Regions from separate parts of the Homo sapiens genome. Here region 1 is linked to region 2. Evidence: chromatin loops called from intact Hi-C (ENCODE). Cell type or tissue: heart left ventricle. All regions are shown on one strand. Each heading gives the region's core, and the rest is flanking DNA. Links, peaks and the distances in the headings are about the cores only. Region 1 has its middle 41 kb from the start of GCM1. Region 2 overlaps GCLC-AS1 (GCLC antisense RNA 1).

Region 1 (2,921 bases), core at 135-2,634, 390 kb after region 2:
TTCTTTTAATGCCTCTCTGCATTTGCCAGAATTGATATATTAATGTTTGCCAAAAAATGTGAAAAACTCACAGGTGCTTCCCAGTCTGCTGTGCCATTGGAAAATGTAGGAAGAAAAGACAAAAGAATATTGGCTGTCTCAGAAAGACTTCAGTAGGAATGGTACCAAAATTAAAAAGATTTACAAAAAAAAAAAAAAACTTAAAAAGATTAGGGGGAGAGCTGTACCATGCCCCTTCATGCAGCTGGCCCTCAGGGTACAAGCAACAAAGTGGCCACATGAGCAGCTGTTCTCACGTCAAGAGAAACCTGCTTAATGACAGTCTTGGTAGGAGAAGAAGAGCCTGTTCCAAAACTTGTTCTTTCTTAAAGTTAAGGCTCTTGATCTTTACTTTTCTCCTGACTCTTCAAGTTCTTCAGGATTATTTTTCCTAACTCAGAAGGTCTGCTTCAAATGCTGCTATTTCTTGTTGAGTTGGGGCAGGGGGCACGCAGGGCTAGGAATAGGAATTTGCTATTTATAATCTCCATGACCTCTATAAAGGTCATCTTTTCTACTCTATCATTAAGAAAGAAACAGGCTGTACTTTTTCTTACTCAATTCTGCTCAAGATTAGAGCTCTCAAAACAGATGTATTGAGACGTCATTCAGCAATTACAGGAAGGCCATTAGATTTTTGGAAGGAGCATTACTTTGTGGGACATTTAAGGCTTTCTTGCTCTCGACCATTTTGGCTGTTTCCAAGCTAGTGTTTTTCTGTTTGTTTGTTTGTTTTTTTGAGATGGAGTTTCGCTCTTGTTGCCCAGGTTGGAGTGCAATGACATGATCTTGGCTCACTGCAACCTCTGCCTCCCAGGTTCAAGCGATTCTCCTGCGTCAGCCTCCCAAGTTGCTGGGATTACAGGTATGCGCCACCACACCCAGCTAATTTTTTTATTTTTTAGTAGAGACGGGATTTCACCATGTTGGCCAGGCTGGTTTCTAACTCTTGACCTCAGGTGATCCACCAGCCTCGGCCTAAAGTGCTGGGATTATAGGTGTGAGCCATCGCGCCCGGCCCAAGCTACTGCTTCTTAATCGAATGTTTCCAAAGACAAGGTTGGGCATTTGCTTTAATTTTACCTTATACTCTGTTGTGCTTCCCATCTCCTCCTGCACTTTAACTCAGGCTCTGTGGACTGACTTAGGGTTTCCCAATATTCAGAATTTTCTCTTGGCTCTTAGAGGCAATTGCTCAGGCCCTTTTGACTACTGTTGTGGGGCTGCTCCTGGGTAGGGTTAGGAAATCATTGAAATTTGCCTACATACTATCAAGATTTCCCACAATCTCCCAAACCTTCCTATTTGCATCAGTCTTTGGCGCATCACTACCTTTCATTTATTTCCCCTAAGCTACCCAAAGCCTGAGTGCTACTCTAGACTTGCAAATTCTTTCCTGTATTAAGGGCAGTCTCATCCGCTGGTGGGTGAGGAACACAGGGTAACTATTTGGCATACTTGCCTCTGCTTCCCAATCCTGTGCCCAGAGCAGGCATCGCTGATCAGTCAGCCATGGCACGCATCCCTACTGAGTTGACTCAGCAGCAGAATATTTCTTAACCAGCACTTCAGACAACCACTACCAATGGATCAAGCCCAGCCATTGATTTAAGTTGAAGCTTAACTTGCTGTAGTGTAAAGGGATTGCTCCTATAAACTACATAGTTGAAATGGCTCACAAGTACAGTCTTAGGGTTGTTGTTTTGAGATTTATGATTTTAGAGTCTGCTTTCTGGCATCTCCCAGTCATTGGTCCCTTCTTAGTACAGAGCTATTTTCTCAACTGACCCTAAGTGTTACTGTCCTTTTAGATAATAATAGATTCCATATGGAGAGCCTATTATGTGCTGGGACCTAACATCTGTAGTATTTATTGCCATAGCAACCCTGCAGGTAGTTTTCATTATCCCCAGTTTACAAATGAGGCTCCAGGTGGTAAGTGACTTTGACTAAGTAGATGCTGGTAAGGGTGGGTGTTCAAACTCAGGGCTGGCTAGGCATAGTGGCTCATGCCTGTAATCCCAGCACTTTGGGAGGCTGAGGCAGGCAGATCACCTGAGGTCAGGAGTTCAAGACCAGCCTGGCCAATATGGTGAAACCGCATCTCTACTAAAAATACCAAAAAATTAGCGGGGCATGGTGCCCCTCTAGTCCCAGCTACTCAGGAGCTGAGGCAAGAGAATCCCTTCAACTCAGGAGGCCACGCCACTGCATTCCAGCCTGGGCGACAGGGTGAGACCCCATCTCCAAAAAAAACAAACAAAAACAACTAAAAACCCAGGGCTATCTAACCCCAAAGTCCGGATTCTGTCCACTGTTTTATGATACTTCCCTACTTCTCCTGTCAAATTCTGAGTTAGAGGAAGGCCTTACTCGTTCATGTCTGGGTAGAATATGATTCTTTCTTATTCAGGTCCCCAGGGACCTAAAGGAATCATGTTTAAGATTTAAAGGCTCCAAAGCTGAAAGATCCAAAGCTGAAAGATCTGTAGAGGCCTCAGTGTTGGTAGTTCTCACTTGCTCTGAATGGTCCTAGCATCTACTAGGTTTGAATTGGGGGCACCCAGGCAAAGAACTCCTCTGACACAGTGTTGGTAGAAGCCACAGAAGTCTTCCCTCCACTGCAATGGTTAACTATAATGATCTGATTGGGAATCAGCTCACATTTACTGAGTATCTGCTAGGGTCAGGATCTGTGCTAGGTTCACTGAGCTCATGTCTTCTGACCCAGTTTGTGGTCTTTGCACCACACCATGCAGTTGGCTCTTTATATCGCAGTGCTCAAAATACATCCACTCCTCTAGGAGATAGTGCAGAGGTACACACCCCTGTTGGGGATGAAGGAACAAGCAAAGAGAGGAGACTTTGCTTTTAGCTACACA
Region 2 (2,921 bases), core at 223-2,722:
TTCAAGATGAGATTTGGGTGAAGACACAGCCAAACTGTATCATAGCGTGGCGAATGTGTTGAAAAACTGCATTTTTATGCCCTTTTAATACATTACACTTTCATCATGGCAAATGAAAGCAGTTTAAAAGCCAACATCTCAATCAAAAGTGATTCATTCTGAAGTTCCTAGGAAGTTTATCAGCATTGTGTTGGGACAGGATACAAGTACTTCTAGCATAAAAGCAAAAGTATAGAACTGAGTTCCAATCTTAATATTTATACATACTAGCTGGGTGACTTTAGACTTTGTCTATATATCATCTGTGAAATAGACATGAGAACACTTCGCCGATTTGCTATGTGGTGGAAATAAGGCAATGTACATAAAAGCAAAGGACATAAACTGTTCAGGCAAGCCATGTTTGCTCCCTACTCTGCCCCTGGAGAGTGTGACAACACTATTATATTAAAGACGACACAACCTGCATCTACTTTCTACCAGTATATAACACACATTTTCTTAATAGTCTCCTTTGAAATAATTTAGCCTTCCAAGAATGCAATGAAGTCAGCAGAGAAAAACAATCATACTGATGACTTAGGATCTAAAATTTCTAGAAAATGAAACATGAGAAGCTCTTCATATGTTTTTATCACCTCTCAAACAGTCCTGGTGAGTTTCCCAGAACCTTTTTTGGCTTTGTCCAAAATAAAGCCATGTGTTTTGAATACTATTGGTCTTTCTGCAAAGTAGAGACGCTTGGCATATTCAGAAATTTTGGATGCAAGTGACAGAAAACCCCCACACCCACCAGCTTTAGAAAAAAAGAAAACCTACCAGCTAATATCACAGAAACGTCCAAGAGGTGGCACTAGCTTCAGGCACAGGTTATTGGCTCAAATGCTCTCAAGTCCCGTCTCCCGATTCCTGGCTTACACCTTCCACTATAACGGTTTCACTCTCAGGCAGGCTTTCTCCATAGAGCACACTCCCCCAGTGCCCAGCCCTATCCAGCAGCTCCAGCAACGCCAGGCATGCATTACAGTAGCTGGGCAACCCCAGTGGAAAAGAGCCTCTCATTTGCCACAAGTGTATAGGAAAGTCTGGGTCTGTCTGAGTTTGTGCAGAATCATGATGTGATTCTCTAATGAGTCAGGAGACTGGGGTTCTAGTTCTGACTCTACAACTAGTGTTTGTATGATATTAAGCAAGTCATTTCCTTTCTTTGGACCTCAATTGTCTCATCTATAAAACAGAGGAATAAAATCTCAATGCCATCTTGAGTCAGTTTTAGAGCTAACAACATTTCTTAAGTTATCCACACTAAAAACTGTTTCCTCTGGAAGTTTGATAATAGTGCCCTCTAGCGATCTTTTCAGTAGGTGCCTTTTTATTTCATTTGGTGTACAAATATTCCTCAATTCACAGAGACATTCAGAGCGCATTTGCTATAAAACGAAATTCCACATCGAAATATATTTTTCCATTCTCATTTTAAAATAGAAATATGCTTGTGCTCCAAAATAAGTAGCTAAAACTGTGGATTTCACATTTATTACTGTTTTAGCTGCATCTTGGTCGTTCGGTTATATTGTACTTTCATTGTTGTTCTTCGTACGTGTTTTCTACTATCCCTTGTGATTTCTTCTTTGGCCATGGGTTACTTAGTAGAATGTGGCTTCATTTCAAAACCTTTGGGAATTTTCTAGATGTCTTTTTTATTATTGATGTCTAGTATAGTTTCATTTTGATCATAGAATATTCTGTTATTTCAATGTGTTGAATGTTTGACCTTTTAATAGCCCAGGGTACAGTCTTTCTTGATGAATATTCCATGTACACTTCAGAATAATATATAATTGGTGTGTATAGTGTGTAGTTTTCTTTAGTAGTTGAATTTTTGATAATGTTCTTCAAATCATCTGTATCCTTGCTGCTTTTCTTTGCCTACTTTTTTTTCAATTACTGAGAGTGGAATGTTAAAATCCCAAAATTTGATTGTGGATTTGTCTGTTTCTCTATAGTTTTGTCAGTTTTTGCCTCATACACTATGAAGCTCTGTTAGGTATCTTCACACTTAGGAATTGTATGTCTTCTTGATGAATTGATCCTTCTATCATAATAAAGTATCCCTTTTTAATCTCTAGGAATACTCTTGTTTTGAACTTTACTTTGTCTGATATTAATACTCCATGTCAACTTTCTTACAATTAGTGCTTACATAATAAATATTTTCTATCTTTTTACTTGCAAACTAGCTATGATTTTAGAATTAAAGTGTTTCCCTTTAAACAGCTTCTAGTTGGGTCTTTCTTTTTTTATCCTTTTTAATGGAAGTGCTTAGTTCATTAACATTTACTGTAATAATTGATATGGTTGAGTTTAAGTCTACCATCTTGTTAGTTTCCTATTTGTTTCTAATGTTCTCTTTCCTTTAATGCACTTTTCCTGTCATCTTTTGGTATCCTATTTTATGTCCTCTATTAATAATATCTTGTATTTAAAAATGATTTCTCCAAACAACCCCATCAAAAACTGTGCAAAGGATATGAAGAGACACTTCTCAAAAGAAGACATTTATGGGGCCAAAAAACATGGGGAAAAAGCTCATCATTACTGGTCAATACAGAAATGCAAGTCAAAACCAAAATGAGATAGCATCTCACACCAGTTAAAATGGTGATCATTAAAAAGTCAGGAAACAACAGATGCTGGAGAGGATGTGGAGAAATAGGAATGCTTTTACACTGTTGGTGGGAGTGCAAATTAGTTCAACCATTGTGGAACACAGTGTGGTGATTCCTCAAGGATCTAGAACCAGAAATACCATTTGACGCAGTGATCCCATTACTAGATATATACCCAAAGGATCGTAAATCATTCTACTATAAAGACTCATGCACACGTATGTTTATTGCAGCACTATTCACAATAGCAAA

What was found. A loop is a pair of places that touch in the nucleus more often than their neighbours do. Peaks named below come from ENCODE experiments on the same cell type or tissue, not always from the same donor. Only the 100,000 strongest peaks of a DNase experiment are listed, where the experiment ranks them.
Region 1: it touches region 2 in a loop (3-fold over the local background); 23 of 110 quality-filtered maps call a loop at or near these places.

What each region holds. Positions count from the first base shown.
Region 1 is chr6:53,105,921-53,108,841 of GRCh38, reverse strand. No RefSeq gene overlaps it. Among named protein-coding and RNA genes, the nearest start is that of GCM1, 41 kb to the left of the region's middle. In heart left ventricle, for the core only: no CTCF peak of the experiment used is centred there; no DNase peak of the experiment used is centred there; H3K27ac peaks cover 206 bases.
Region 2 is chr6:53,491,535-53,494,455 of GRCh38, reverse strand. The region is part of intron 3 of GCLC-AS1 (GCLC antisense RNA 1); the gene reads right to left. Among named protein-coding and RNA genes, the nearest start is that of GCLC, 52 kb to the left of the region's middle. In heart left ventricle, for the core only: a CTCF peak has its summit at 1,347 (motif pointing left); no DNase peak of the experiment used is centred there; H3K4me3 peaks cover 529 bases.